Regions from separate parts of the Homo sapiens genome. Here region 2 is linked to region 1. A link is a loop called in an ENCODE intact Hi-C map of the cell type or tissue named here. Cell type or tissue: heart left ventricle. All regions are shown on one strand. Each heading gives the region's core, and the rest is flanking DNA. Links, peaks and the distances in the headings are about the cores only.

Evidence for each region. Hi-C counts contacts between places; a loop is a spot of excess contacts. Peaks named below come from ENCODE experiments on the same cell type or tissue, not always from the same donor. Only the 100,000 strongest peaks of a DNase experiment are listed, where the experiment ranks them.
Region 2: a loop joins it to region 1, with 3 times the contacts of the local background. A loop is called at or near these places in 13 of 110 quality-filtered maps.

Annotation. Positions count from the first base shown.
Region 1 is chr4:101,723,762-101,736,967 of GRCh38, forward strand. All of the region lies in intron 2 of LOC107986297 (a long non-coding RNA gene), which reads left to right. It also overlaps the pseudogene RNU6-462P. Among named protein-coding and RNA genes, the nearest start is that of BANK1, 60 kb to the right of the region's middle. RefSeq lists a silencer at 6,851-7,145. In heart left ventricle, for the core only: a CTCF peak has its summit at 6,955 (motif pointing left); no DNase peak of the experiment used is centred there.
Region 2 is chr4:100,900,083-100,913,288 of GRCh38, forward strand. No RefSeq gene overlaps it. Among named protein-coding and RNA genes, the nearest start is that of LINC01218, 27 kb to the left of the region's middle. In heart left ventricle, for the core only: a CTCF peak has its summit at 7,529 (motif pointing right); no DNase peak of the experiment used is centred there.

The sequences.
Region 1 (13,206 bases), core at 3,538-11,537:
ATGTAAGAATTAATTTAATAAAGGAAAGTGTCCATAGCTCTGCAGAAAAAAATTTCTCTTCATAACAGTGTTAGTCGTTTATCTGTTACCTTTTTCTGAGAAGTTTTATTGTAGCTTGGTATTATTAAGAGAGCAATGAAAATTGGAACAATACAGAAAAGATTAGCATGGCCCCTGTACAAGGAGGACATGCAAATTTGTGAAGTGCTCCATATTTTTTAAGTAAAATATAAAATTATATAAAAAAACAGAGTGCATTGCAGCCATGTAACTGGGGCCATGGATGAAGTGATATAATCTAGGCTGCAGACATCAAAGGTAATGGAGGGAGTATGCTAGGTGGTAGCAGAACTATAACTGGACTGGGACAGTGCACATCAATTCCTCTTCCTTTTTCTGAAGTTGTGCAGAGTGGCAACAGGGCTGTCAAAGTCAAAGCATTGTTCACAGGGTAGAGGGAGGATCATGGATGCAGCCTTGTCGGTAAAACTGAGCTGTCAGTTGAGGAGTTGTCTCCAACGCTATCACCTGCCTTAGAAAATGAAAGCTTAACTCCCACCTGTCTTTCAGGAAGTGATTTCTTCACATTCTAAATGTCAGTAAGGTGTGATGTCAGTAATGAGGGCTTGGCTCTTTCTTTACTCTGAATGGCTATGAGACAGCTGTGAAGAGATGGCTGTGAACAGAGAGCCCTGCACAAAGTTGTGAATTACAGGTTTATTTTCAGTGCAATGTTCTCACGTTCTTAAGGCTCTGTGTTCCAATGTTCTCTCTTGCAAAGTCACATTCAAGCTTATTTCTCACCCATCAACTGACCTCTACCATTTCTCAATTCCCAGAGCCCCTGTGTCTTTCACATACACTAATCTGTCAAGATAATTATTAATAAATATTAGCATTCACAGTTCTATTACTGCTGGAGGGAATTTAGATACTCTTTAGCTCCACACTCTCATTTTACAGATAAGGTGAATTGGTATGCATATGACCACATGGTTACATGAGAGGGGAGGGGAATGGTTATTATTATTAGTAGCAGCAACATCATAAGGCATATGTAGTTAAACAATAACTTGTTGAAATTGAAAGAAAGCAGAGACAAAATTAGGTGTTATCAGGGAAGGTTGACGGAATGGCTAACCAGAGACCTCTCTCATACCCGAGATATATATATATATATATCTATATATATATATATATATTTTTTTTTTTTTTGAGATGGAGTCTCGCTCTGTCGCCCAGGCTGGAGTGCAGTGGCGCTATCTCGGCTCACTGGAGGCTCTGCCCCCCAGAGTTCACGCCATTCTCCTGCCTCAGCCTCCTGAGTAGCTGGGACTACAGGCGCCCGCCACCTCGCCAGGCTAATTTTTTGTATTTTTAGTAGAGACGGGGTTTCACAGTGTTAGCCAGGATGGTCTCGATCTCATGACCTCGTGATCCGCCCGCCTCGGCCTCCCAAAGTGCTGGAATTACAGACGTCAGCCACCGCGCCCAGCCTTTAATTAATTAATGGCAATACAGAGTCTTCTTAGCTTTGCAGAATCTCAGTGCTGCAAGGGTCAAAGAGTTGACTAAATTCAGGGCTTCTGGGTTACACCTGCCAAAATCACAGAAGACTCAAGTAGAAAGTTGAATGTCAATGTATTAATTAATAAACAGAAACACAAATGTCAAGTCAAGTGTAAAGAATCATTGGTCTGTCAGACAGTATGAGGTAAGTGAAATTAGTAATCATATCATTGTTAATTCCAAATTTTAATAAAACATTATGTACCAGGTCTTTATTGCTGAGCTTTATAAAAGTTGTCATTGAATCTTCTCAACAAACACCTATAAAGTAGATGTCATTCTCACCACATTATAAATAAGAATAGCCGAAGCACAGAGAAGTCAAGAAACTTGACCATGGCCATATAACTAATAAATGGCACAGTTAGATTGTGAACCCAAGTAATCTGCTTTTACCCACTCTTCAATGGTAATTTAGTAGATGGCTCAGTAAGCACAAAAACAGAACCATTGTTTAGATCATTGGTTCAACTCCTTAGTGACTGGTATAAGGCAATGGTTCTCAAGCCGGAGAGAATTTGCCCCCAAGGGAACATTTGACAATGTCTAAAGGCAGTTTAGATTGATACAACTGGAAGAGGGGATTGCTACTGACATAGCAGGTAGACGCCTGGAATGCTATTAAGTATTCTGCAGCACATAGGACAGCCCCCAACAACAACAAAAAATCCCATCTGAAATGTCAATAGTGCTGAAGCTAACAAACCCTGGTACAAGGCAGCAAGAGCTGCATCCCCCTGCACAGTAGGGTTTCATTTCCCATTAGGGCTTGCTTGTTGAGTTCTTGGGCTATAGTGCCCTGTTATTTGTGTAGTATTTGAATGTGCACTCAATTTATCTTTGACTTGTTTTTTCATGTTTCAAACTTGTTAACTCCCATTATTGTCAATAATTTATCTTATTAGACATATATAAGCAATACTGTGCCCCCTCCATTTCCCTCCTAAATTTATTTGCAACTCAAATACTAAAACTATTAAAATCAGCTACAAATACTGAAATCAGCTACATGTACTATGTAATTTAAGCCATGTTTTTTCATCAGGATGGAAAAAAACAAAACAAAGAACACTTTAACAACATTCAACCTAGGACATTTCATCCATGTAATCTATACCATGCTGGTGTTTTCCCCTCCAGACTGCAAATTTTGTTGGCTCATATTGCGACCTATCCAGCTTTACATCATTGTTTGGTGGACAAATGTACTTTTCTGCTCTAGTTATCTAATATTGCTGCTATGCTCAATTTTGATTGCCTTCTTTTTAAACATCATTATTTTTAAATTGTGGCAAAAAGTGATATGATAATTTTCACCAAAATTTATAAAATTTTGTTAGTGAGTCAAAGGATTATACCAAATTGCTCTCAAAAAGATTTCAACATTTATATTTCCCCTGAGAGTACAGAAAAATACAGTAAGACTTTAGTATGCTAACACACATTATTAATCTCTGAAAAACAGGCATATTAGAAAGAATTTTTCCAGGTTTATTTGACCATAGAATCATTTCACCATTGGATACTTATTAATATTTTCAGTGAGACACGATGATCTCCATTAGACAATTTGAAAATTTTTGATGAGAAATGAAAAAATCCTGAAATAGTCCTATTACTATTGAAAAATCCTGAAATAGTCCCATTACTACCTTGTAGAATATTGTTCCATCTTGAATAGACTAGAAAAATTTCAAAACATTTGTAAGCTAAGAAAAGTCATAATCTCCAGAACTTTCAGTACTTTATTTCATTCTATTTTTTAAATTTTAATTGACACATAATAATTGTACATATTTATGGGGTAAAATGTGATACTTTGATATATGTATACATTATGCAATGAAGAAATCAGGGTAATTAGCATATTCAAACATTTACCATTTCTTTGTGGTGAGAACATACACAATCTTCTCTTCTAGGTATTTTGAGATATGCTATATCTTATTGTTGACTATGGTCACTCTACTATGCAATAGGACACCAGCATCTATCCTTCTTTTTTAATTGTAACTTTGTGTTCCTTGACTATACTCCCCAAGCTCCCTTCCACCCACCCTCTTCAGTCTTTGGTAACCACTGTTCTATTTACTATTTCTATGAGATCACCTTTTTAGGATTTTGCATATGAGTGAGAACATGTAGTATTTGTCTTTTTGTGCCTGGCCCATTTTGCTTAACATAATGCCTCTAGGTTCATTCATGTTGTTCCAGATGACAAGATTTCATTCTAATCATCATGGAAATTAAAATCAAAACCACAATGAGATACCACCTTACTCCACATAGAATGGCTTTTATTAAAAAGAGGAAAAGAAGGTTGGTGCAAAAGTAACTGCGGTTTTTGCCATTAAAAGCAATGCAATAGTTAACAAATGTTAAATAATAACAAACGTCAGTGAGAATGTGAAGACAAGGGAACCTTTACACACCGTTGGTAGGATGTAAATTATTACACTCATGGAAAACACTACAAAGGTCCCTCAAAAAATTAAAAATAGAACTATATGATACAGCAATCCTACTACTGGGTAAATGTGTTAAGGAAATGAAATCAGTATATTGAAGAGATATTTGCACTCCTATGTTTATTGCAACACTATTTAAAATAATCAAGATAAGAAATCAATCTAAGAGTCCAACAGTAGGTAAAATTGATAAAGAAAACGTGGTATATATATACAATGGAATAATATTCAGCCATAAAATAATTAACTAGTTTATTTTAAAATGACTTTAAAACATACATCATCAGGAACTTCTGTAAGTTTTATCAAACACAGAGGTGGCTGGTGAATTGAGTATTTTGTCGATATCAGTTTTCAAATTTGAGTTCATTTCTATATCAAGTGCTAAGTTTTACAAAAATATATTTAATGACCTAAACTGTAAAGATTATAGTTTTTATTTCCATTTAAGAGCTGAAAATATGCTTTTAAAAAAATCATCTCCAGCACTTTGGGAGGCTGAGGCAGGCGGATCACCTGAGATCAGGAGTTCAAGACCAGCCTGGCCAACATGGTGAAACCCCGTCTCTACTAAAAATACAATAATTAGCTGGCCATGGTGGCAGGCGCCTGTAATCCTAGCTACCTGGGAGGCTGAGACAGGAGAAACGCTTGAACTCAGGAGGCGGAGGTTACAGTGAGCCGAGATTGCACTCCAGCCTGGGCGACCACGAAACTTTGTCTCAAAAAAAAAAAAAAAAAAATTAGTTGAGAAAACAACAATTTTAGAATTATTTGACAAGGTAAGGAAGAGGTAGGTCAAAAAGAATCTATGTTCTCCAGGTTCATCTACATTGTTACAATTGACAGCATTTCCCTCTTTTCAGGGGCTGAATAGTATTTCGTTGTGTATATATACAACGTTTTTTTCATCCATTCATCTGTTGATGGACATTTAGATTGATTCCATATCTTGGCTATAATAAGCCAGAAACAGAAAGACATTACTGCATAGTCTCACTTATATTTGGAATCTAAAAACGTCATCAAATGCATAGAAACAGAGTAAAATTGGCTGGGCGCGGTGGCTTACGCCTGTAATTCCAGCACTTTGGGAGGCCGAGGTGGGCGGATGACGAGGGCAGGAGTTCAAGACCATCCTGGCTAACACGGTGAAACCCCGTCTCTACTAAAAAAAAATATAAAAAATTAGCCGGGCATGGTGGCGGGCGCCTGTAGTCCCACCTACTCGGGAGGCTGAGGCAGGAGAATGGCCTGAATCCGGGAAGCGGAGCTTGCAGTGAGCCGAGATTGCGCTACTGCACTCCAGCCTGGGCGACAGAGCGAGACTCCGTCTCAAAAACAACAACAAAAAAAGAAACAGAGTAAAATTATGGTTACCAGAGGCTTGGAGTTGGGGGATGTTGGTCAAAGACACAAAATTCATAGGAGGAATAAGTTCAATAGATCTATTTTACATCAAGGTTAAAAACAATATATTGTATACTTGAAAATTGTATACTTGAAAATTTTAAGTGTTTTCATCACAAAAAATGACAAGCAGGTGAGGTAATGCATACGTTAAATAGCCTTATTTAGCCATTCTGCAAGGTATACATATATAAAAACATCACATTATATACCATAAATGCATACAATTTTTATTTGTCAATTTTTAAGTCTTTAATTAGGGATATTAAAACAAAATTCTTCCCTTAGAGCTACACTTTCAGCTATATGGTAGATTAGTTTAACTATAAGTCCCTCTCACTACAAACCCCTACATTCTGAGTAAAATATACTTCTTAGTACATTGTTAAGGTTATAAAAAGAAAGGGAAATCTCTAAGCTCACCCCCAAAATATTTATGAGTAGAAACCAGAGCTGTGATCTCAGACCAATGAGCCGACAGAAAAGGCAGGGTTGACCTTAGCTAAGCACTTCAGTAAAAGCAAGGTAAGGAACTCAGCCTCAGACTCTCATTGAGCCTGGATTTTCACAGAAAGAAAAGTGGTCCCAGAAGAGCCATGTCCTCTGGCTATAAATAAAAGCAAATTCAAGTAATCTTGCAGAAAAGCATTTCCAATTTCAACTCTAGAGATTTCCATAGATTAAGAACAAATAACTGTGAGCTCAAAACAAAAAAAAATAATAATAAAAAGCACAAGGATATGAGGTAACTTTTCTCTCTTGGTTTTTCTTAATGGTTTTTGGATGTTAAGAAAGACTACTTAAATCAAAATCATTTTTTCCCTGTTTTTCTTCTGTCCATAGCTAGACTGAAGTTGCCAGCCGTCCCCCTAGTAGTTAGTTATGGCCTTGTGACTAAGTTCTAGCCCCTATAACGTGAGCAGAAGCAATTTATACAACCTCTGGGCCTTCCATATGCCCTCCTCCATGTTCTTTCTTCCTCTAGCAGACACTGATACCAATAACAAGATGACCTTAAAAGCCATTAAATATAGATAACAAAGGCTCCATTTCCACTTTCCTGACAAGTGATCATGTTGGGACAGAGCAGGGAGTCTTCACAATACCTACTCAGCAGATGGATGTGACCAATGGGTAAGGTTCATTCTTCCCTTGGGGAACCTTCATTGTGTTTATTCTTCCCATACTCCCTCATTATCAGACCGTAAGGATCTGTTCCTGTTCCTGTACCTGATGCAGAACAGTGATGGTTTCGAAGATATCTGAACATTTGGCTGGATGGGGTGGCTCTTCAGGACAGAGTGAATATGTTCTAAATGAAGCAAGAAAAGCATGCATAGATTCTGTTGGTTAGAGCTCTGGCAAAGACTGCTAGCTGTCCACTAAAATCTCTCACTTATCTTCTTGAGCATGCAGTAAATTGGCCCTTCCCAGCATCCCTGGCCATGTGGCCTTGTGACTAAGTTCCCACCCCATGGGATATGAACAGAGGTTAGGCATGCCACCTGCTGGCCTGACCTATAATAACTTCCTACATGCACTTGTCCTCTTTCTCTCTTCTGGTTAACCTGGATAGAGAAAAATCCCAGGGTGAATTTGAAAACTACTTGTTGAAAATGGTACATCTATCATTAAGCAGAGCTGCCACAGACTGGGAACCTCTACCGCCGATCTGGGGACTGTGACAAAAAAGAAATACTGTACATTTTTTTTTCCTTTCTTTTAGCTAACAAAATAGTTTTGTTGATTAAAGTTGTTTAGCTTTCTCTATTGCATACAAATTTCTTACCTAAGCTTATTATGTGTTATATTTTAGTGGAACTCAAGTTTCAAGATTGTTTGCTTGTATTCTAGCTTACAATTTAAATGCCTTACATTTGTATATTACTCTTACATTTCATAAATTCTATTTTATTTGATGTATACCATAACCCTCTGAGATAGGCATGAATTAACATCTATATTTTAATATGTGTTCATTATAATACATGTTTAAATAACTCAGAAATCTACATAAAAGCATATCACCAGTCAGAGAGATAGATATGCTATCATCAGATAGCATGCAAATGTTTGACCATACATTTTTAATAAAGTGAAGCCAAATGCATGTAATTAATTCTATGTGTACTTTTACTTAACAATACATTTTTTTCAATATTAATATTCTATTCCATCATTGGAATGCTTAGTATCCTAAAAATGTAATCACAAACATTTGTATACATACATCTTTATTAGCTTATCTACTTATTGTTTCTTTACGCTATCACAAAATTGTACGGTCAAATGGCATGTTTACAGCTGTGATGTACATTGCCAAATTGTTCTGTAAAAAGGCATGAGTCAAAAGTTCTAACAATGTTTGCTATATTTCCTTATTCCATTTCTAATACTAGAAATTATTAATCATTTTAATACTTGGCAATTGTTAGAAGATAATAATACTTCTTTTTTACTGTGAATGTTTACTATTAGTAATTCTGAATATTATTTCTTTTTCATAGGCAATTTATACTTACTTTTAAAATTAATTTCCTAATATTCCCAAATTTCTTTAGCTTTTTTATTTCTATAAATTCATTTGGTTTGATTAGTTTACTGTAGTTCTGTATATTTTAAGAATAATAAAATCTTTGCGTTTTGCATATCACAGATTTCATCTTTGACTTACATAAAAGAAAGTAAGGTTTAAAGAGGTTAATTGACATGTCTAACATATATGCTGCAAAATCATGACTCTATGCTAGGTGTTCTGACGCATGTTTTGTTTTTAATTAACCTTCGTCATCACCTTTCTTATAAAGAGGCAACTAGAAATAAGGTAAATAGATGAGAGAATGATTGCACTTTGAATATGTGTTCCTTTGAAAATATTCTTAGTGTATTTATTCAAGTAGAATTTATTCTACTCCATAGGAAACTAATCTTTCTTGCTTTTTCCTGAAGACCTGATATAATTCCTGGCACATAGTAGGTACTTTACAAATATTTGTGAATGGGTGAATGAATGTACTGTATCCTGTGGTGACAGAAAAATGAGTCACAATCTCTGAATTAAAATAACTCTCGATCTTGTGGAGGTGAGAAAACAGACAAAATAGCACAAAATAGAAATAGGCATAGGATGCATCTGATGTCTAAGTAAATATTAGAAACAAAGACTCCTTAATCCTCTTCCTCAAATATATTAGCTAGGAGCACATTATCTTATAATGTGACTTGTTTCTTCTTTTTTTAGTGAGAAGTCATGAGGGAATGGAAACCATACTGGTATTGGGGCTTTGGATTCAGATATACTTGGGCTTATGATCAGCTTTACCACATTACCATGTTCTATCTAAATAATCCTGGATGGAGTAGTCTCTGTGAATCTAAATTTCTTTACCTGTAAATGTCATTAAAATGTCTAAATCCTCAACAACTGGGGGGGTGTCTAACTGACAATATATATAAAGTGCTTAGCTCTTACAAGGTACTCTAGAGGCATTGGCTCTTTTCAATGTTCCTCAGATAAACTATCTTATAAGTTATACAATATTAAAGATTATTTACCATTTTATGCCCGTGATCATAGCCTTTTGAAATCCATTAATAGTTTATTATCCAAATTTAATCTTCATAATTAGCAGAGCTTTGGACAATCAGCAGCATACTTTTACCATGACACTGTGTACCCCTGTCTTAAACAGAATAATTTAGAGGAAGATATTATGTACTGAGAGTTTAAATTATTTATTTATTATTTATTTATTTATTATTATTATTTTTGAAATGGAGTTTCGCTCTTGTTGCCCAGGCTGGAGTGCAATGGCACGACTTGGCTCACCGCAACCTTCACCTCTCAGGTTCAAGCAATTCTCCTGCCTCAGCCTCCCGAGTAGCTGGGATTACAGGCATGCACCACCAAGCCCAGCTAATTTTGTATTTTTAGTAGAGACAGGGTTTCTCCATATTGGTCAGGCTGGTCTTGAACTCCCGACCTCAGGTGATCTGCCCACCTTGGCCTCCCAAAGTGCTGGGATTACAAGTGTGAGCCACCGCGCCTGGCCAAGAGTTTAAATTCTTAAAAACATAAATATACATATGACACAAACTTTTAAGTTTCCCAGAACATAGAAAACACCAAGTAATAATATAAAATACTGATATGCTGTTTATTTAAGAGAAATTATATGTAAATGCTGAAGAGATGACTTTTAATAAAGATTATATGGTATTACACTGCCTGTTCTTAGACCATAATTTTATTTTCCAAGTGGGTGTTAGACACATATTATTGATCAGGGCATGCTATTCAGAATAAGTAATAATTGGCAATTCACTGAAGCTTGTGTGTGTGTTGAAATTTTATGCACTTCCCTGCTGTGGGAGTGTGACAAGGATAGCCCTTGGGAGCCAATGTTCACATTCCCCAAGATGTAATTCTTCTCACTCACGAGGAACTACCCTCCTTCCCACTTTGGTACTGAATAATGACCAATTCTTTTCTAATTTCTGTCATTTTTCCAGGAAACTTTGGACTAACCTGATTTATGTTATGTTCAATTACTTGTGATTCATGTTGCAATATTGAAAACGGGAATTTTATCAGCTTTAGATAAAAGATGTAGAGAGTACATCGAGTGTTCCTGAAATCACTAAATAGCTTACTAATTTTGTGGTAGAGGAAATAAAGATAATGCTTTTTTTAAAAAGCATGTAACTCATTATCTTAAACTGAGCTGGTCTTATCAAATTTTCTATATTCATTTTTTCTTAAGCTTCACAAGTCTTAATTTTCAAATTATTTGCTTCTTTACTAAAGGAAAGTTGTTCTGGATTTCTTTCTCTGCTATGATATGGTTAAAAGAGTTACAGTGGGATCTAGTACTTATGAAATATTTTAAAAATTGTGTTTACCAATATAAAAGCATGATATGCTGTCTTCATACTTTGAAATATTATTCTTTAGGAAATTTCATTTTTTGGTTTAAACAAACTTCATTGACAATAACCTTAATACCTCAAATTTGTGATGATTACGCCGATGTTGATGAAGGAAGAAAAGATTATGAAACTGTCCTTCAAAAAAAAGCTTAAAAATTTCTTATTACCCTTTTATTTGAAGTCTGTAAAATGCATTCCTTTAATGATATAAAATTTAAAAAAATCTCAATTATTGAAGCAAATGACCAGCTTTCTTCTTTTCCGGTAAAGACAAAGTATCAGAAATAAGGTAGAATGAAAGGGTTTTTCTTCCTCTATCACCAACAAACACAGTACAAAAGTTATAAACAAGTAATAAATCATAATGTAGTCAATCAGGGCAGCACAGGGACCATGTGTCACATGTAAATGTTTTTTCTCTGTTACTAAAATAAAAATCTTGTCCAGTTTTCTCTGTAATGTAAGAATTAGCTTTCCCTCCTTCTATTTGTCTTTCCTACATTTAACTTGAGTTAGATATTTTTGTTTGTTTGTTTGTTTGTTTGTTTTTTGAGCTAAAAGAGGTAGATAAGGTAGGTAGATATGGAAAAGCTCCAGATCTCAATTCATAGTGGTTGTCTTGTCCTGGGTACTACCCAGAGGAAGTGGAACAATGGGACTTTTGAAAACTTGTACAAACTATCAAAAATCAAGCACAAAGAGAAATATAACAAAAATTGAGAATGGAGTCTCAAGTGGTCTACCATGTATGAAATTTAAGTTCCATGTATGAAATAAAGAGTGGGAGAAAGGGAGTTTCTTTCTACATTGTTTCTACATTGTTTCTACAATTGTTTCTACATTGTTTCATTTGTAGAAACAATGAACAGCTGAAAAACTTCCAATTTTTATTAAAACTGTAAGCCCTCAGATCCAAGAAGTAGAATAAATATCAACAAGAACAAACAGAATAAATAGCATACCCGAATATAATGTAATCAAATTTATGACAACCTCTTAGTCATAAAAAGAAAATATTAAAAGCATTCAGAGAAAAAAAAACTACATTACAAACAAAATAACAATCATAGACTTCACATCATAAAACATGCAAGCCAGAAGGCATAATATCTATCATTAAAGCACTGAAAGATATTGTTAACCTATAATTCTATTTCCTGCAGTTCTTACAAAGTATAATATAGTCTTACCATTAATCCAGAAATTGTACTTGTAGATTTTTTGTTTGTTTGTTTGTTTTCTTTTCTTTTAGACGGAGTCTCGCTCTTGGCCCAGGCTGGAGTGCAGAGGCGCGATCTCGTTTTACTGCAAACTCCGCCTCCTGGGTTCAAGCGATTCTCGTGCCTCAGCCTACCAAGTAGCTGGGATTACAGGCGTGTGCCACCACGCTCAGCTAATTTTTGTATTTTTAGTAGAGAAGGAGTTTTACCATGTTGGTCAGGCTGGTCTTGAACTCCTGACATCAAGTGATTCACTCGCCTCGGCCTCCCAAAATACTTGTAAATTTTTTGTGGAAAATTTATCTCCACATAAAAATCTCACAAATGTTTATAGCAGCTTTATTGATAGTTTCCCAAACCTGGTAGCCACTGAGATATTCTTCAATAAATGAACCAATCAACAAACTGTGGTGTATACATAGAATGGAATATTATTCAGTGATAAAAAACAGAAATGCATTATCAAGCCATGAAAGAACATGCAGGAACCTTAAATGCATATTGCTAAATGACATCAAATCAACCTGAAAAGGCTACACACTGTATCACTCCATCTATATATCTAATATTCTGGAAAAGGCAAAACTATAGGAAGAGTAAAAAGATATATGGTTGTCAGGGCAGTGGTGGTGGGCTAGGGATGAGTATTAAAGAATCCCAGGGAATGCATAGAGTGGTAAAATTAATCTGTGTGATACAGTACTGATAGATAAATAATATTATGCATTTGTCAAACAATGTAGAACTGTACAACACAAAGAGCAAACCTTAATATTACCTATTGGCTTTAGTTAGTGATAATATATCAATATTGGTTTGTTAATTATAATAAATGTACCTCACTAATATAAGATATTACCATTAGGACAAACTATGTATGTTTGGGGTAAGGGTGTATATGGTAACTCTGAACAGTCTGCTTTTAAATTAAAGAATTAAAAAAATAAATGAGAGTGGAAGTTATAGGTTCACTGTGCTAATAGGAAGGTAAGGATTATGACTTCCTTTAGAATTTAGTAAAACTTTTTCATAAATCCACTTGAGTGCTATTTCTTATATATATTTTGATTATAGATAGAAGATCTTTAACAATCATTGATCTATTAAAATTTTCCATTACAAATAGAAATTTTTGGTAATCTACACTTCTTCTAAAAAACAATACAAAAAAACTCCTCCTCTTTGGAAGCCCACCATAAAGAAAATGAGTCAAGCCACAGACAAAGTTATTTAATACAACTTTTTGTATTAAATAACTTGTTTCCAGAATATATAAAAAAGTACAAACAACCCAGATTTTTAAAAAATGGACGAAAATTTAAACAAATACTTTAAAAAAATACACAAGAGGCCAAAAAGCATGAAAAAGCACTAACATCATTACTCACATCAATTAAAATTAAAGCCAAAAGTGAGAGGCCACTGCGTGCCCATTAGAACAGCTAAAATTAAACTTGACAACACCAAGTTTTGATGAAGATGTTCAACAATTGTAATATTCATACATTTTATATGGTAATATATAATGACACAGTCTCTAGACACAGTTGGCAGTTTCTTGCAAGTTACCATATGACTCCACAATTCTACTCCTAGATTCTTCCCAATAG
Region 2 (13,206 bases), core at 2,758-10,757, 820 kb before region 1:
TGGAAGGACTATGAAAATCTTTTGTTCCGAAGAGAGGTTTCCTTGTTGACATGTAGCAAAGCAAATATAAGACTTGCTGATAGTTGTCAAGATGGCCGAATAGGAACAGCTCTGGTCTGCAGCTCCCAGCGAGATCAACGCAGAAGGCGGGTGCATTCTGCATTTCCAACTGAGGTACCCAGCTTATCTCATTGGGACCGGTTACACAGTGGGTGCAGCTGAAGCAGGGTGGGGCGTCCTCTCACACCGGAAGTGCAACGGGTGGAGGAACTCCCTCCCCTAGCCAAGGGAAGCCATGGGGGACTGTGCCATGAGGAACGGTGCACTTCAGCCCAGATACTACATTTTTCCCACTGTCTGCACAACCTGCAGACAAGGCGATTCCCTTGGGTGCCTACACCACCAGGGCCATGGGTTTTAAGCACAAAACTGGGAGGCGGTTTGGGCAGACACTGAGCTAGCTGCAGTGTCTTTTTCATACCCCAGTGGCACTTGGAACACCAGTGAGACAGAACCATTCACTCCCCTGGAAAGGGGGCTGAAGCCAGGGAGCCAAGCGGCCTAGATCAGTGGATCCCACCCCCATGGAGCTCAGCAAGCTAAGATCCACTAGCTTGAAATGCTTGCTGCCAGCACAGCAGTCTGAAGTTGACCTGGGATGCTCCAGTTTGGCGCAGGGAGGGGCGTCCACCAATACTGAGGCTTGAGTAGGCAGTTTTCCCCTCACAGTGGAAACAAAGCCGCCTGGAATTTCAAACTAGGCAGAGCCCACCACAGCTCAGCAAAGCCTTCGTAGCCAGACTGCCTCTCTAGATTCCCCCTCTCTGGGCAGGGGATCTTTGAAAGAGAGGCAGCAGCCCCAATAAGGCGCTTATAGATAAAACTCCCATCTTCCTGGGACAGAGCACCTGGGGGAAGGGGCTGTTGTGGACGCAGCTTCAGCAGACTTAAATGTTCTTGCCTGTTGGCTCTGAAGACAGCAGCAGTTCTCCCAGCACAGTGCTTGAGCTCTGCTAAGGGACAGACTGCCTCCTCAAGTAGGTTCCTGACCCCCGTGCCACCTGACTGGGAGACACCTCCCAGGAGGCGTTGACAGACAACTCATACAGGAGCGCTCTGGCTGGCATCTGGCAGGTGCCCCTCTGAGATGAAGCTTCCAGAGGAAGGAACAGGCAGAAATCTTTGCTGTTCTGCAGCTTCTGCTAGTGATATCCAGGCAATCAGGGTCTGGAGTGGACTTCCAACAAACTCCAGCAGACCTGCAGCAGAGAGGCCTGACTGTTAGAAGGAAAACTAACAAACAGAAAGGAATAGGATCAACGTCAACCAAAAGTACATCCACAGAGAAACCCCATCTGAAGGTCACAAACATCAAAGACCAAAGGTAGATAAATACACAAAGATGAGGAAAATCCAGCGCAAAAAGGCTAAAAATTCTCTTCTCCTCCAAAGGATCACAACTCCTCACCAAGAGAACAAAACTGGATGGTGAATGATTTTGATTAATTGACAGAAGTAGGCTTCAGGAGGTGGGTAATAACAAACTCCTCCAAGCTAAAGGAGCATGTTCTAACCCAACGCAAGGACACTAAGAACCTTGAAAAAAGGTTAGAGGAATTGCTAACTAGAATAACCAGTTTAGAGAAGAACATAAATGATCTGACGGAGCTGAAAAACATAGCATGAAAACATAATGAAGCATACACAAGTATCCATAACTGAATCGATCAAGTGGAAGAAAGGATATCAGAGACTGAAGATCAACTTAATGAAATTAAGCATGAAGACAAGATTAGAGAAAAAAAATGAAAAGAAACAAACAAAGCCTCCAAGAAATGTGAGACTACGGGCAAAAACCAAACCTACATTTGATTGGTGTGCCTGAAAGTGATGGGGAGAATGGAACCAAGTTGGAAAACACTCTTCAGGATATTATCCAGGAGAACTTCCCCAACCTAGCAAGGCAGGCCAACATTCAAATTCAGGAAATACAGAGAATACCACAAAGATACTCCTCGAGGAGAGCAACCCCAAGACACATAATCATCAGATTCAACAAGGTTGAAACAAAGAAAAAAATGTTAAGGGCAGCCAGAGAGAAAGGTTGGGTTACGCACAAAGGGAAGCCCATCAGACTAACAGCAGATCTCTTGGCAGAAACCCTACAAGCCAGAAGAAAGTGGGGCCAATATTCAACATTCTTAAAGAAAAGAATTTTCAACCCAGAATTTCAAATCCAGCCAAACTAAGCTTCATAAGAGGAGAAATAAAATCCTTTATGGGCAAGCAAATGCTGAGAATTTTTGTCACCACCAGGCCTGCCTTACAAGAGCTCCTGAAGGAAGCACTAAATATGGAAAGGAAAAACCAGTACCAGCCACTGCAAAAAAATATCAAATTGTAAAGACCATCAATGCTATGAAGAAACTGCATCAACTAACGGGCAAAATAACGAACTAGCATCATAATCACAGGATCAAATTCACACCTAACAATGTTAACCTTAAGTGGAACTGGGCCAAATGCCCCAATTAAAGACACAGACTGGCAAATTGGATAGTCAAGACCCGTCACAGTGCTGTATTCAGGAGACCCATCTGACGTGCACAGACACACATAGGGTCAAAATAAAGGGAGGGAGGAATATTTACCAAGCAAACGGAAAGCAAAAAAAAAAATAAAAATAAAAATAAAAAAAAAACCAAGGGTTGCAATCCTAGACTCTGATAAAACAGACTTTAAACCAACAAAGATAAAAAAAAGACAAAGAAGGGGTATTGCATAATGGTAAAGGGATCAATGCAACAAGAAGAGCTAACTATCCTAAATATATATGCATCCAATACAGGAGCACCCAGATTTATGAAGCAAGTTCTTAGAGACATACAAAGAGACTTACACTCCCACACAATAATAGTGGGAGACTTCAACACCCCACTGTCAATATTAGACAGATCACGAATACAAAAAAGTAACAAGGATATTAAGGATTTGAACTCAACTCTGGACCAAGTGGACCTAACATCTACATAACTCTCCACCCCAAATTGACAGAATATACATTCTTCTCAGCACCATATCACACTTATTCTAAAACTGACCACCCATAATTGGAAGTAAAACACTCCTCAGCAAATGCAAAAGAATGGAAATCATAGCAAACAGTCTCTCAAACCACAGTGCAATCAAAGTAGAACTTAGGATTAAGAAATTCACTCAAAACTGCACAACTACGTGGAAACTGAACAACCTGATCCTGAATGACTACTCAGTAAACAACGAAATGAAGGCAGAAATAAAGAAGTTCTTTGAAACCAATGAGAACAAAGACACAACGTACCAGAATCTCTGGGACACAGTTAAAGCACTGTTTGAGGGAAATTTATAGCACAAAATGCCCACGGGAAAAAGCATGAAGATATAAAATTGATACCCTAACATCACAATTAAAAGAGCTAGAGAAGCAAGAGCAAACAAATTCAAAAGCTAGCAGAAAACAAGAAATAACCAAGATCAGAGCAGAACTGAACAAGATAGAGACACAAAAAACCCTTCAAAAAATCAGTGAATCCAGGTGCTTGTTTTTTGAAAAGATTAACAAAATAGATAGACTGCTAGCTGGAGTAATAAAGAAGAAAACAGAGAAGAATCCAATAGACGCAATAAAAAATGATAATGGGGATACACCTCCAATCCCACAGAAATACAAACTACCAACAGAGAATACTATAAACACCTCTACGTAAATAAACTAGAAAATCTAGAAGAAATGGATAAATTCCTGGACACATACACCCTCCCAAAGCTAAACCAGGAAGAAGTCAAATCCATGAATAGACCAATAACAAGTTCTGAAATTGAGGCAGTAATTAATAGCCTACCAACCAAAAAAGCCCAGAACCAGACAGATTCACAGCCAAATTCTACCAGAGGTACAAAGAGGAACTGGTACCACTCCTTCTGAAACTATTCCAAACAATAGAAAAAGAGGGACTCCTCCCTAACTCGTTTTATGAGGCTGCCATATCCTGATACCAAAACCTGGCAGAGACCCAAAAAAAAGGAAAATTTCCACCCAATATCTCTGATGAACATCAATACGAAAATCCTCAATAAAATACTAGCAAACCAAATCTATCAGAACATCAAAAACTTATCCACCACGATCAAGTCAGCTTCATCACTGGGATACAAGGTTGGTTCACCATATGCAAATCAGTAAACGTAATGCATCATATAAACAGAACCAATGACAAAAACCACATGATTATCTCAATAGATGCAAAAAAGGCCTTCAATAAAATTCAACACCCCATCATGCTAAAAACTCTCAAAAACCTAGGTATTGATGGAATGTATCTCAAAATAATAAGAGCTATTTATGAAAAACCCACAGCCAATATCATACTGAATGGGCAAAAACTGGAAACATTTCCTTTGTAAACCAGCACAAGACAAGGATGCCCTCTCTAGCCACTCCTATTCAACATAGTATTGGAAGTTCTGGCCAGGGCAATCAGGAAAGAGAAAGAAATAAAGGGTATTCAAATCAGAAGAGAGGAAGTCAAATTGTCTCTGCAGATTTCATGATTGTATATATAGAAAACCCCATCATCTCTCAGCCCAAAATCTACTTCAGCCGATAAGCAACTTTAGCAAAGTCTCAGGATACAAAATCGATGTGCAAAAATCACAAACATTCCTATACACCAATAATAGACAGAGAGCCAAATCATGAGTGAACTTCCATTCACAATTGCTACAAAGAGAATAAAATACCTACGAATAAAACTTACAAGAAATGTGAAGGACCTCTTCAAGGAGAACTATAAACCACTGCTCAAGGAAATAAGAGAGGACACAAACAAATGGAAAAACATTCCATGCTCATGGATAGGAAGAATGAATATTGTGAAAATGGTCATACTGCCCAAAGTAATTTACAGATTCAATGCTATCCCCATCAAGCTACCATTGAATTTCTTCACAGAATTAGAAAAAACTACTTTAAATTTCATAGGGAACCAAAAAAGAGCCAGTATAGCCAAGACAATCCTAAGCAAAAAGAAAAAAGCTGGAGGCATCATGCTACCTGACTTCAAACTACACTAGGAGGCTACAGTAACCAAAACAGCATGGTACTGGTACCAAAACAGATACATACACCAGTGGAACAGAACAGAGGCCTCAGAAATAATGCCCCGCATCTACAACCATCTGATCTTTGACAAACCTAACAAAAATGAGCAATGGTGAAAGGATTCCCTATTTAATAAATGGTGTTGGGAAAACTGGCTACTCATATGCAGAAAACTGAAACTGGACCCCTTCCTTACACCTTATACAAAAATTAACTCAAGATGGAATAAAGACTTAAAATAAGACCTAAAACCATAAAATCCCTAGAAGAAAACCTAGGCAATACCATTCACGACAAAGGCCTGGGCAAAGACTTCATGACTAAAATACCAAAAGCAATGGCAACAAAAGCCAAAATTGACAAATGGGATCTAATTAAACTAAAGAGCTTCTGCACAGCAAAAGAAACTCTCATCGGAGGCAACCTACAGAATGGGAGAAAGTGTTTGCAATCTATCCATCTGACAAAGGGTTAATATCCAGAATCTACAAAGAACTTAAACAAATTTATAAGAAAAGAACAAATGACTCCATCAAAAAGTGAGCAAAGGATATTAACAGACACTTCTCAGAAGAAGACATTTATGAGGCCAACAAACATGAAAAAAAGCTCATCATCACTGGTTATTAGAGGAGTGCAAATTAAAACCACAATGAGATACCGTCTCCCACCAGTTAGAATGGCGATCATTAAAAAGTCAGGAAACAATGGATTCTGGAGAGGATGTGGAGAAATAGGAACACTTTTACACTATTGGTGGGAGTGTAAATTAGTTCAACCATGGTGGGAGACAGTGTGGCGATTCCTCAAGGATCTAGAACCAGAAATACCATTTGCCCCAGCAATCCCATTACTGGGTATATATCCAAAGGATTATAAATCATTCTACTATAAAGACACATAGACATGTATACTTATTGCAGCACTGTTTACAATAGCAAATACTTGGAATCAACCCAAATGCCCATCAATGATAGACTGGATAAAGAAAATGTGGCACATATACACCATGGAAAACTATGCAGCCATAAAAAGATGAGTTCATGTCCTTTGCAGAGATGTGGATGAAGCTGGAAGCCATCATTCTCAGCAAACTATCACAGAAACAGAAAACCAATCACTGCGTGTTCTCACTCATAAGTGGGAGTTGAACAATGAGAACACATGGACACAGGGAGGGGAACATCACACACCGGGGCCTGTTGGAGTGGGTGGACTAGGAGAGAGATACCATTAGGAGAAATACCTAACGTAGATGATGGGTTGCCGCAAACTATCATGGCATGTGTATACCTATGCAACAAACCTGCACGTTCTGCACATGTATCCAAGAACTTAAAGTATAATAAAATAAAATAAAAATTAAGAAAAAAAGAACTGATATAAAGCAAATTAAAATTTGGTGGACTAAGATTTAAAATCTAATACTAAGGAGCATAGATGCAATTTCATCCCAATTATAATGAGAAAAAAAAGAGTTGCAGAACTTCAAGACAACTTATATTTTTTTCTTTAAAAAAGAGAAGTGTTCCAACTTTGCTTTCCATCTGTAATTTAGAGAGACTGTTGATATAATACAGATATTTAAAACAACACATTTATTTTGTCATTTATAGGTAAAGGTAACATTTTTACAATAAATGAGAAAGTAATTGTTTTATGAAAGAAAACTGAGCAATGGAAAGAACATTGAAATTGAGTATTTGAAATCATTTTCCTCATTATTTCTTTTCCTGAAAATAGTGAGTATCACATAAAAACTCCTACACTCTTAAAAAACTATTAACAGAATCTTGTTTAAAAAATAATAAAAAAATGCAACACTTCTTCCATTCACTTGCAAGAACAACTGACTTACATCAAGGAGATAGAAATTTACTAGCAGTGTTTTAAAAATCAAAATCTTGCATAATCCATGAGTAGAAGCTATTGATTTAGTAAGCACAACCAGTGCAAACCACTTGCATTTGCGTTTATGCTTTTCTCTGCAGTAACATCTTCAGCTATGAAAGCCATTTGAAACATTATTGAAATAAACTAAATAAACTAAACAAAATAGTCACTTTTTGTATTCACAATGGGTTAAACCAGGACTTTTTTAATGGCGAAGAATATTCATTCACATCACTCTCAAAATATCGTCTTTTGGCACCAATAATGAAATATATTATCTTTAAATTAATGTTTATTCCATCTTTATTTTATGTTTAAAATTCATTCCTGTATGTTTTATGGCATATATGTTAGTATTTGTACATTACATATAAATATACATATATTATAGGTGAAAGCATAAACATTTTTACTGAGAAGTCTGAAATCCAAAAAGATTGGTGATAATGTTTTATTAGTCTTTCTACATTTTCTTTCTGGATGTTCATGTTTTTGACCAGCAGGTGTCAATATCTGGAAGTGTGGCTGCATTTTGCCTCCAGCCACACTTCCAGATATTGGGGACATCTTACCTCACTCAACAGGAAAAGCATTCCGCACTCTTCCACAAGTTAAAGAAAAGACAATGAATTGACTCTGTTCACTTGGCAAAGCAAAACAAAACAAAAACAGGGAGAGCCTGTTTGCTTGGTCAAAGATAGTGACCTGGCAGTGCATTTTTGCATTCATATTTATTAACTGGGTTTTAGGAACAACAGAAGTCTTATTGAACTGCAGGAGATTGCTGAGGGAAAGGGGACACCAGAACACCATATTTTAAGGCCACCTGATTACTAAGGTGGGCTTGTGGGAGTGGAATGAGTATGTGCTATGGAGCAAGAGATACTTGGTTTGCAATCCTATTGGTAGTGACCTTGTGCAAGTTAATTAATAGCTCACTGCCTCAGGCAACTAATCTATAAAATACACATTATGATGCCCAAAGCACAAGATGACTATAAGGGTTACGGAAAGTGGTACGAAGAAAGCATCTATCATTCTGAGGTAACTTACAGACTGAATTTAGGAAAATACAAGCACCCTTAAAATAAAGGCTAACAGGATGATTTGCTGTTTCCTGCTTTGGATCAAGGGTGAGAGTTCATTCCAGAATCCAGGGCATTCTCATGCTCTCTCTTGATCTCTCTGTCTCTCTTGCTGTCTCTTTCTTTCTCTCTTATATCTATGTCTCTGTCTACACACATATATAGCTTTTCTGAGATATAACTGACATGCAATAAATCACACATACTTAAAATGTACAATCTGATGACTTTTGAATTTATGTATATACTCATGAAACCAACACAATAAAATTAATAAATACATCTGTCACTCCCCCAAATTTTCTCATGCCTATTTGTAATACTTTCTTTTCCCAGCCCCTGCCTATCACCAGGGAATCATCTATTTGCTTTCTGTCACTATAAATGATTTTGCGTTTTCTAGAATTTTACGAAAATAGAATATATAATATGAAACTTTTTTGTCTGCCTTATTTTACTCAGCATAATTGTTTTGAGATTCATGCGTGCTATTGTTCATTCCTTTTCATTGCTGAGTAGTATTCCATTATATAGACATACCATGATGTGTCCACTGACCAATTGATACTTATTTGGATTGTTACCAGATGTGGGCTATTACCAATAAAGCTGTAATGAAAATTCTTGTACAAGTTTTTGTGTGGATATATTCTTTTGCTTTGATTGGAGTAAAATGGGCAGGAGTAAAATGACTAGGTCAGATGGTAGGTATGTATTTATCTGTTAAGAAATCACAAATTGTTTTCCAAAGCAGATGTATCATTTTATATTCCCACCATCAGTGTATGAGAGTTCCAGTTGCTCAATCTCTGCCCCGCAACACTTGAAATGATCAGATATTTGAATTTTAGACACTGTCACTTTAATTTGCATTTCTGTACTAACTTTTGGTGTTAGTACATCTTTTCCTATGTTTATTTTCCATGTGTATATCTTCTTGGGTGAAGGGTCTATTCAAATCTTTTATTACTTCTTTATCAAATTGTTTGATTTCTTATTGTAAGCATTAGTGTTCTTAATGCATTCTGTATGTAAGTCCTTTATCTTATATGTAATTTGCAAATATTTTCTTGCAGTATGTGACTTGTTTTTCAACAATGTCTTTCAAAGAGTCACAGTTCTTAATTTTGATGAAGTCCAACTGATTCACTCTTTTCTTTTAAGAATTATAATTTTGGCATAGTTTCTAAGAAATCTTTGCTAAATCCAAGGTCACAGATTTTTTTTCCTATGTTTTTCGCTAGACACTTGTTAGTTTTAGAATTTACACTTCAGTGTATGACCCACGTTGGGTTAATTATTATATATTATGTGAGATATGAACTGAAGAGTTTTTGTTGGGGGAAGGAGTATGGATATCCAATTTTTCTGGCATCATTTTTTTAAAACACTAATTTTCTTCATAGAAATTCTTCTGTACCTTGTTTGAAAGTCAACTGACCATATATGTGCAAGTGTATTCCTGAATTCTCTGTATTCTGTTCAAATAACCTATTTGTCTGTATTCACATGAATAGTATATTTTCTGGATTACTGTAGCATTATTAGTCTTGGGACTCAATATTACAAGTCCTCCAACTTTGTTATTCTTAAATTTGTTAGGCTATTCTAGTCTTTTGCATTTCCATATGAATTTTAGAATCGGCCTATAGAAGAACCTTTAAAGATATTGTTTTGATATTTTGATTATGATTGCATCAATTATATAGATTGCTTTGAGACTAGAATTGACATATTGACAATATTCAGTCTTGTGATACAGGGACACAACACATCTCTCCATTTATGTAAGAATACATTCATTTCTTTTACTAATGTTTTATAGCTTTTGCGTTATAGATCTTACACATCTTTTGTTACATGCATGACTATGTACTTTATATTTTAATGCTACTATATATGACAAGTTTTAAAATTCAAATTTCTGATTTTATTGCTAGCGTACAGAAGCACAGCTGACTTTTGAACATTTATCTTTTATCTTGCAGTGATAATAAACTAATTAGTTCTAGTACCTTTTTTAAAATTCCACAGGATTTTCTATATTGACAATCATGTAGTCTTTGGATAAAGATCATTTTGTATCTTTGTATCTAATATGAATGTCCTTTTGTTTTACATGCCTTAGTGACTAGATCCTCCAACACAACATTAAATATAAACAATGAGAGCAAACATCCTTAGAAGGAAACAGCACTTTTTTTTTCCTTAATTAGGACATTAGATGTAGGTTTTTCTTAAATGCTCCTTATCAAATTGAAGAATTTTCTTTCTATTCCTAACGTGATGAGATTTTGACTTTTATCTACTGCTTTTCCTACATCTGTTGGTGTGCTTGTGTGTGTGTGTATGTGTGTGTGTGTGTGTGTTAGTGAATGGTGAGCTACAAATATTAAACTAACCTTACATTTCTAGGATAAACCCAATTTGATTATAATGTATTATCTTTTTTATATATTGTTGGATTTGATTTGCTGACATTTTGTTAAGAATTTTTGCATCCTGTGAAATATATTATTCTTTACTTTTATTGAAATGCATTTTTCTCATGTTAGTATCAGGGTAAGACTGGCTTCCTAGAGTAAGTTGGGAAATATTTCTTCCCACTCAATTTTCTAAAAGAAAATTTGCATAATTAGTATTATTTCTTCCTTAAATGTTTGGCAGATTTCATCATTGAATGCATCTTTGGCTGGAGTTTTTAATGTGAAGTTTTTTAACTTATTTTTTGAATTGTCAAGTGGAGGTAGGGCTATTTGTATTACATATTTATTCTTCAGTAAGCCTTGATGGTTTGTGTCTTTCAAGAAATTTACCCATTGCATCCAAGTTGTAGAATATATATACATACATATATATATATATATAGTTCATTTGATTTCCTATTATCCACTGAATATCTGTAAAATCTGCAATGATGTCTCCTCTCTCATTTGTGATATTGGTGATATACGTATTCTTATTTTTTCCTGATTAGTCTGACTGAGGTTTATCTTTTTTTAAAGCTTCTCAAAACATCAGCTTTTGATTCCATTAATTTTCTCTCTTGTTTTACTATTTACTATTTTATTCATTTCAATCCTAATTATTATTATTTACTTTCTTCTGCCTACTTTGGGTTCCATTTGATTTTCTCTTACTATTTTCTTAAGATAGAAGGTTATTTAAGAACTTTATTTTTCACATAGACATTTTGTTCCATAAATTTTCGCTAAGTAATACTGCATTGCAAATATATTGACATGCCCTGTTTTTTTATTTTTTTCCTCCATTAAAATGCTCCGATTTCCTTTTTGATTTATTTTTTGACCCATAATTTACCTAAAATTGTTTTATTTAGTTTTCAGATATTTTGAGATTTTTCAGATATTTTTCTATTATCGATTTCATGTCAATTCCATTTTGGTCAGAGAACATACTTTGTATGACTTGAATCCTTTAGAGTTTATTGAGACTTATTTTACGCCCAAATATAATCTATCCTGGTAAATATTCCATGTACACTTGAAAAGAATGTGCATTTTGTTATTGTTGAGTAGAGTGTTCTATAAATGTCAACTAGGTCGAGTTGGTTGATAGTGTTATTCAAGTCTTCTATATCCTTACTGGTTTTCTGTCTACTTATTTTATCAATTATTGAGAAATGAATATAGAAATCTTTGATTATTGCCATGGATTTGTCTATTATTTCTATTTCAATTGTACCAGTTTTGCTTAATGGGTTTCAAAACTCTTTTGCTAGGTAGATAAACACTTAAGATTGTTAGGTCATCTTAACAAGTTGACACGTTAGTCATTATGAAATGAGCTTCTGTATCATTAATGATGTTATTTTCTCTGAAATATATTTTGTCTGATATTAATATACCTATACCAGTTTTCTTTTATAAGTGTTAACTTAGTATATATTTTACCATGCTTTCGCCTTTAAACTATTTGTGGTTTAAATATCGCATGTTCTCACTTATAAGTGGGAGCTGAATAATGAGAACACATGGACATATAGCAGGGAACAACACACACTGGGGCCTGTAATAGATTGGTGGGTGGGAGGAGGAATAGCATCAGGAAGAATAGCTAATGGATGCTGGGCTTAATACCTAGATGATGGGATGATCTGTGCAGCAAACTGCCATGGCACACATTTATTATGCAACAAACCTGCACATCCTGCACATATACCCCTGAACTTAAAATAAAAGCTGGGAAAAAAAAAACTATTTGTGGTTTTATATTTAAAGTGGATTTCCTACAGGCAGCGTATGATTGGGTCTTGCTTTTTTATCCAATCTGATAATTTCTACATTTTGGTTGGTGTTTAAAGTGGGGATCAATAATCTCTAGCCCACTGGCTAAATCTGGCAGTGGTATGTATTCCTATGGCCTATGAACTAAAAATAGATTTTTATCTATTAAAGAGTTTGTAGAAAGAACAAAGAAGAAAATGCAACAGAGATTATATGTGGCCCACAAAGTCTAAGATATTTACTATCTGGTCTTTTATAGAAGTTCGCCCACTTCGTTTATTATACCTGTTCTTTGTTCTCTTTTTTTCTTCTTCCTTTAGATTAATTATTTATTGTGATTCCATTTTACTGTCTTCTTGGCTAATCAACTATAATTATTTTTGTATTGTTTTAGTTGTTGCATTAGAATTTAGAGTATACAGATGAACTTACAATAGTCAATGCTCAAGCAATATTACACTTCATATATTCTAAGTCTTAAAATATTTCTCTCCACTTGACCTGTTTGTTATTATTGTCATATGTCTACATATATTATAAATCTCAAAATTGCCATTAGTTTTAATGTAAACAGTCATTTTTAAAGATATCTAAATAAGAAAAAATATTTTCTGTTTACCCATGTACTTAACATTATACTCTATTCACCGTTATATAGATACAAATTCCCACCTGCTATCATTTCCCTTCTGCTGCAGGGACTCCTTTTAACCTTTCTTGTAATGCATGCCTTCTAGTGGTCAATTATTTTAGCATTTCCATGACTTAAATGTCTTTATGTTACCATCATTTTCAAGAAAGAGCTTCCTTGGGTATAGACTCCTAGGTGAATAGTTTTTTC